Linked DNA regions of Homo sapiens: region 1 is linked to region 2. Evidence: chromatin contacts called from ENCODE Hi-C or POLR2A ChIA-PET data. All regions are on one chromosome and are shown on one strand. Each heading gives the region's core, a stretch centred on a gene start or an enhancer-like site at or near the end of the contact. The rest is flanking DNA. Distances are from core to core; before and after follow the strand shown. Region 1 holds the start of LINC02773 (long intergenic non-protein coding RNA 2773). Region 2 has its middle 17 kb from the start of LINC02771.

Region 1 (3,723 bases), core at 726-3,225, 210 kb after region 2:
ACTGGGTATATACCCAAAGGATTATAAATCATGCTGCTATAAAGACACATGCACACGTATGTTTATTGCGGCACTATTCACAATAGCAAAGACTTGGAACCAACCCAAATGTCCAACAATAACAGAATGGATTAAGAAAATGTGGCACATATACACCATGGAATACTATGCAGCCATAAAAAAATGATGAGTTCATGTCCTTTGTAGGGACATGGATGAAGCTGGAAACCATCATTCTCAGCAAACTATCGCAAGGACAAAAAACCAAACACCGCATGTTCTCACTCATAGGTGGGAATTGAACAATGAGAACACGTGGACACAGGAAGGGGAACATCACACACTGGGGCCTATTGTGGGGTGGGGGGAGGGGGGAGGGATAGCATTTGGAGATATACCTAATGTTAAATGATGAGTTACTGGGTGCAACAAACCAACATGGCACATGTATACATATGTAACAAACCTGCACGTTGTGCACGTGTACCCTAAAACTTAAAGTATAATAAAAAAATTCATTGCAGATCTAGTATGTGCCAGATTAGTCCTTCTCAAAGCCTGGTTCCTGGACAGATTGCACCAACATCCCCCGAGATGCAAATTAGAAGTGCAAATAAATTATTGAGCCACACCACGGTCCTACAGCTTGAGAAACTTGAGGTGGGGCCCAGCAACTCATATTTTAATAAATCCTCAGGTGATGCTGATGCACACTAAAACCACCGTGCTAAGTGTTTTACATTAATAATCTCATTCAATTCCATACAAGCCTAAAGAGGTGGGAAGTATAATAATATCCCTGATTTACAGATGACAAACATGGGGTTTGGAGAGGTTAGTGGCCTGCTCCAGGTCCTCACCTGGTAAGGGAGCCCCAGGTCTGTGTAACCCACACCACTGCCCTCTCCCCTCACTACCTTGATGCCTCCCAGAAGTGAGATGCTTTTGTTCCAAGAGGGCTTCCTGTAGGCAGATGTGGGAGCAGGAGTCACTGGTGACACTGGAGCATTCTCCTGGGCTGATGGGTAGAATAGACAGCTATTTTTACTAGGTTTGCAAGACCAGCTGGATTGTTATCATCTATGAAACTAGGCAAACATCTAGCACTAGGACTGTCCCATTCTCGGGCTGGAGCTAAGAAGACATCGCTACTAGTTTGCAATATTCCCAGGGCACCTACCATCTGCTAAGCATGAGCTTCCGCAACATTGAGACCTGTTGTAACCACTGACAATGATGTCGCCTTCAAGGATGGATTAAGTTCCTACTACTTGAAGGCACTGTGCTAGAGGCTTTACAATATATTCTTCTCCTGGTGTTATTATGCCCTTTAACAGATAAAACCGTTGAGGCTCAGAGAGACGCGGGGACAACAGCTCTTACGCAACGGGGCAGGGTTCTGGCCTGCATACTCTAAGGATGATTTCTTCCATTATGCTATCGTTTGAGAAGACAGGAGGGAGTAGGGGAGAACGGTGGGGGCTCCCAGCAAAAGGACAAGACCCTCAGGGCCTGGGGTAGAACTGGAAGCCCACTCTTGACAATCAGTCCTTACCCAGGAGCACAGAGTCAGGGAAATCTGGTCCCAGCACCCATGCCCCCTTCCCCTCCTGGCTCCCTGACGCAGGAGAAAGCCCCCTGGGACTCACTGCGGGCCGGCGGGCACCTGTCACTGATGGGAAGAGCTCCTGTTTCCTTGCCTTGTGCCAAGAGGGCCCAAGGCAGACCTGCCAGCAGCCACGAGATGGCGCTGCGATCCAGGCGACTCCGGGCCCTGCAGCCACCCTCCCCGAGGCTGCCCCGCGGAGGACCCAAGCGGTCGTGGAGGACGCTCTCCCACTCCCCAGCTTCCCTCTTCCCTCCCTCCTCCTTCCTCGCCCCCTGGCCCTGCGAAGAGTGGAGGCCGCATCAGGGAGCCCTAGGCCCAAGGGCGGGCTAGGACTCCCCAGTGACTCCCAGGCAGCCCGGGGACAGCTGCTTCTCCCCTCCCCTGCCCTCCCTTCCTCTTTCCCTGGGCTCCTCCCCAGCCGGGCCAGCCAGTCCTGGGCCACTGCGCTCCCACAGCACAACTGAAGCAGGATCGCAACTCGCAGACTTAACGACTGCACAACTAAACATCAAAAATGAACTCTTCGTTAGAAGACATCCCTCTGCTTGAAAACGTAGCCGTCGAAGTTCCCTCTATGTGTCAAAAATAAGTTATGCGTAGGAGCCAGAGTCCCGTGCCTGGTGTCACCTCTCTTTCCCAAAATCCTCTCCCATCAAGAAAACCATGCATGTGCGTGGGTCCGCGCGCGCGCACTTGGAGAGGTAGAATTTTGAGTTGAAAATCTGAATCTACCATGAAAAATTGTGTGACACCAAGCAAGTGTTTTAAGACTCTTTGAGCCTCAATTTTCTCATCCATAAAGTGGAAATAATACCAGTAATCACTTCATGGGCTGTTGGAAAAATTAAATACATCTAAACCATTTACAGGTGCTTTAACACATAGTAAGTACTCAGTAAATATTATTTCTTTTCCTCTGACACTTATGGTGTGTGTCCATCATTTGGCATTCAATGCAGGCAGCCTTGCGTTTTTGGCTAATTTCTCCTATAGGACATCCCACCCCCAAGGGCCGTGTCTTGCATATCTGTATGTTCAGGAGCACCCAGCACAGACTCTCGCCTGGTGCATAGTAATTAGAGTGGGCCATAGTGACCACCAAAAACCACCGCCTCTGGCTTCAATTCTGCCTCCCTCCTGTCTTCTCTCAGGTGCTGGCTTCATGCACAACCCTGCTAGCGCAGCTACCTAGTGTCCTCTCCTCCACTTCTCTGCTTTGGGGCGGGTGGTGCCCAGCTTTCAGTGGTGAGACCTGTAGCCTTTTGCTCTCTGCTAGGCCAGGGAGCCCCTTCTGAGAGGGTAAGGGGGGCCAGGGTGGAAGGGGCATGGTTCTTGTTTTGTGTCCTGGAGAGAGTGTGCTCCATATAAAGCCTGCTTGAGCAGAGGAGAAGAAGCCGGCCCCGGCACCTTAGCCTTGACCCAGGTTCGTATGGTGTGGAGCCCTTGCTTCTGCTGTGATCGGGCCCAAAAGGTTAACAAGTCAGTTTGTAGAGGTCTGTGTCTGGGAGTTCTTTGGGGTTTTTATTTGTGTCTTTCCTGACTTTTCTATCTCTGAGAGTCAAGTCTTTCTTCCACATCTCTGTCTTGCACTGCAGTTCCCCAGTGCGCAATCATTCCATGTGTGTTGACGGACTGCAGGGCACATTGGCTCTGAAGGCTTTACCAAGCTGGCTCTCAGTCATATATATATTTTTTTAATTTTTGAGACAGGGTCTCACTCTGTTGCCCAGGCTGGAGTGCAGTGGCACAATCATGGCTCATAGCAGGCTCGAACTCTGGGGTTCAAGCGATCCTCCCACCTCAGTCTTCTGAGTAGTTGGGACTACAGGTGCCTGCCACCACACCTGGCTAATTTTTATTTTATATTTTAGAGATGGGGATCTCATCATGTTGCCTGGAGCTGATCTCAAACTCCTGTGCTCAATCAATCCTCCCTCCTAGGCCTCCCAAAGCGCTGGGATTGCAGGAGTGAGCCAACAAACCTGGCCTCAATCAGGTCTTTAACCGTCCAATTTATTCAATTCTGCCAGAGGGCCCCCTGCTGAAGCTGTTCACAGATTGCTCTGATATCATTAAAAAGCTAACCACATATGCAAATGAAGTGTTGGAGGTGT
Region 2 (3,515 bases), core at 506-3,005:
AAGATCGAGCCTTCCAGGGAGCTCCACCCCAGGGCCATTGGAATTAGGATGTGGCATGCCGAGCTGGTGGCAGAGACTCTAAAATCATAGCCAGGGAAGGTACCTGGAGGTCCTGTGGAGAGAGACTCTACTTCTGTGTGTGTGTGTGTGTGTATGTGTGTGTCTGTCTGTCTCTCTGTCTCCCAGGCTGGAGTGCAATGGTGCAAACTGCAACCTCTGCCTCCTGGGTTCAAGTGATTCTCCTGCCTCAGCCTCCCAAGTAGCTGGGATTACAGGCACCTGCCACCACACCCGGCTAATTTTTTTACTTTTAGTAAAGACAGAGTTTCACTATGTTGGCCAGGGTGGTCTTGAACTCCTGATCTCAAGTAATCCTCCTGCCTCGGCCTGCCAAAGTGCTGGGATTGTAGGCATGTGCCACTACACCTGGCCTTGTTTTGCTTTTTTTTTTTTTTTTTTTTTTTAACACATAGTTTAATCCTTTAGTTAACAAGTATTTCTTGTGCTCTAGTCTTCACAGAATTCTGTGGTGAACAAGACCTGCTGTCATTTGAGAGAGGCTCTCTCGGACTAAGGATGTGTGATACAGGCTCAGGGTACTAAGCCCCATGGCATCACCCAGAGGGAGGTCGTGGGACCCAGGCCCACCTGTGGGAGCTCAGAGCCTGCTGGTGGCAGCTGCAAGCCACCCCAAAGATAGGAGAGGTCATAGTGGCTGTGGTGGCCGGTGATGCCCACCTGGAGGCCATGTGAGCTGTGGCTGGGACTCCCTTGTCTAATCTCCCCCATATTTCTGGATTTGGCCTCCACATTGAGGAATCTCTTACTACTCAGGATCCCTGAAATACATCTGTTGCCTTCCTGCCTGAGCCCTCTCACTTCTTCCCCTTTCCCGTTTATCCATGACCCTCCCCTTAACTGTCACTCATAACCTCTGTCTGATTCACACCACTGCACTCTCTCTGCCATTCCTTCAAAGATCAAGCAGTTTCCTTCTGTTAAACAAAATGTATGGGAGGCCATTATTTGGACTGACCTCCTGCATTAGGGTCCAACAGACCCATCCAAAATGGAGTCACTCACACTAAGGTTCCGCACCACGAAACCAAAAACGAAGCTGTTTACTTGGATCTGAGCTTCTGAGAAATCAGGAGAGAGTTGATAGTCATATCCCATTAGGCTAACAAGATCCTCAATAAGGAAAGTAACTTTGAAACGGCCAATCTGCATCTTATTTCTTGTTTTGGCTTTCTTCAGCCTTTTCTGCCTATAAGCTCAGCCCTTAGCTCAGCTCATGGGAGTTCCTTTTTATTTTGTAGACTGGATACTGCCCAGTTCATGAATTGCTAATAAAGGCAAACTAGACCTTTACAGCTCAATTTATTGAAATTTTGTTATTTGATACGTCCCACAATTTAACAATTGCACCTGATTTCACATATCCATTAATCAACAAAGGAGATGCATATTTCTTGCTTATTATATGTCCAGCACTGCCCTAGGTCCTGGTTTTGGGGTGAGGTGGGAGGAAGGATCGATTAAAATAAATGCAGGAACCTGCTCTGCTCTTAAGGGTCCCCAAAGAGGAGAGCAGTGGGCTGAGTTGCAAAGTGGTTTCTCTAGGACCAGGAGCTGTGGAGATCCACAGGGATCCCAGCCACAGAGTCCCCAGCAAGGCAGGCTTGGGGTAGGAGCTTGCTGAAGGGTGTTGGTTTTTTCTTGGACACTTCTGTCCTGGTCCGACCCACCAGCAGCTGCCTGCATGGGACGACAGTGCCCCCTGGTGGTCAATTCCGGGAACTCTCCAGCAGCTGTTTTGTAAAGCCCAGAGGATTAAGCTCCCTCAAGAACTTCTATTTTTGGTTCCCAGTATTTCCATAATGAAATGCTAACAGAAGCAGCCAAATGGCTTCCCAAAGGACCTGAAAGCTGCACTGCCGAACTCCTGTGTTCTCCAGCTCTCTGCTTCCCAGGGGTCAGATCTGCTGTTGGTTCTCAGGGGCAGTTCTCTGTTCCATACGGTTTAATTAAAGGGTCCCAGGGAGAGCAACTATATGTTTGCCTTGCCGAGTCTGACCTCAGGCTGTGTGCACATTCAGAGTGACGTGTTGGAAAGAACACTGGATCCAGGATCAGGAGGCTCATCCCACGCCAGCCGCTAAGTAGCTGTGAGATAATAATTTCAATAATAGCTACATTTTATTCAGTATTTACTCTGAGCCAGACATTGCACCAAGAGCTTCACATACATTGTTGACTTTGATCCTCACAACAAGCCTGTGAGATTGATACTGCTGTCATCTCCAGAAATCGAGGCAGAGAGAAGTCAAGTAACTTGGCCAAGATCATACAGTATGTGGCAGAGTTAGGACTTGAGTTCATGTTTCTGGGCATCCACTATGCTACACTGAACTGTGGAACTCAAAGAATCGGAAACTAGTGGTAGTGTCCAGACACTGATGTTTTTAAATGTTCCCCAGGTGATGGTGATGTGGAGCCACCTTTGTAATCTATAGGGTCCCACCAGCTATAACACTCAATGAGCCCCATGCCTTCCAAGAAGCAGAGGTGAAGTTGGGATGAGGGGAGAAGCCTGGGTTCAGGCCCTAATCTCCATGGATGTACAGGGCTGAACAGAGTCACAAGCACAGCAGAAACACCATGATGGCAGAGCAGTCATCCTGCCTGCTGTCCTCTTTATCTGGAGATGGTTTGTAGGACAGGAGAGCAATTGCCTTCCACAACATTCCTCAGAGTTCGTTATGTCGCATACACCCCAATCTACAGATCCATCACCTGTCCATTTATCTCAATGCCTCTAGAGCCATTTTCTATTTTTTAATAGATTCATTTGACAAACACTTGAGACTTATGATGTGCCAGGCCCTGAGTCTGCAGGGGTGGAAGAAGCTGGCATGGCCCCACTCTTGTGAGTTGGCAATCTAGAGGAGGAGATAGACAGACAGCACATTTTGGAAAAAAAAAAAGCACACTGTGACACATGCTCTGAACGACACAGCAATGCACAGTGGTGGAAAACAATAGGAGAGCAGAGGGACCTAATAAGACAGAATGAGCTGGGATTAAGCAGAGACCAGAAGAATGTGTTTAGTGTGTGCCTCCTGTTGGTAAATGAGCTCTGTTGTGTTCACTACACACTGGGCAGTTTGGTGCAGAGCTTGCTTTTCCCTGGGCCTCTACTGGAGTCCCCTCCAGGAGACATGGGGTGGCTGCTGTTGACATTTTCTCCCTGAAAGCCCAGGTATCTCTCCAGAGATGGAGAACTCTGAGCTTCCTTTTTACAGAAAGGACTCAAACTGGTGGCTGTTTGGGGATGGGACGATGATGGGTGATGTTTGAGGCCGGAGTTTCAGAATCAGAAAAGTCTCTGTAGTCAAGGCCTTGAGGTTTGCTGACTTTGCGTGACACCCAAAGCGTAGGACCCACAATCAAATCTGTGGAGAGGGCGCTTGTGGTCCATGTGTAGGTGTATACCTGTGAGCATAGGCAAGTGT

Evidence for each region. A loop is a pair of places that touch in the nucleus more often than their neighbours do. ChIA-PET counts read pairs that join two places held with the same protein, here RNA polymerase II (POLR2A). Pooled maps may share reads with other maps.
Region 1: a map of PC-9 shows a loop between it and region 2 (4-fold over the local background). The contact joins the promoter of LINC02773 here to the enhancer-like site in region 2. A Hi-C loop is called at or near these places in 2 of 168 maps with a recorded cell type or tissue (PC-9 and endometrial microvascular endothelial cells), 2 of 37 single-sample maps with no recorded cell type and 9 of 50 pooled maps. POLR2A ChIA-PET finds 5 or more read pairs at or near these places in 2 of 52 experiments (GM12878 and T-cell).

What each region holds. Positions count from the first base shown.
Region 1 is chr1:212,663,670-212,667,392 of GRCh38, forward strand. LINC02773 (long intergenic non-protein coding RNA 2773) reads right to left here and starts at 1,976. Exons shown (of 4, transcript NR_183483.1): 1 at 1,650-1,976; 2 at 918-1,018. RefSeq lists silencers at 1,731-2,040, 3,596-3,723.
Region 2 is chr1:212,454,281-212,457,795 of GRCh38, forward strand. No RefSeq gene overlaps it. Among named protein-coding and RNA genes, the nearest start is that of LINC02771, 17 kb to the right of the region's middle. Within about 2 kb of position 1,756, at least 4 of the 41 ENCODE cell types and tissues checked have a DNase peak (open chromatin) inside an H3K27ac peak, as active enhancers do.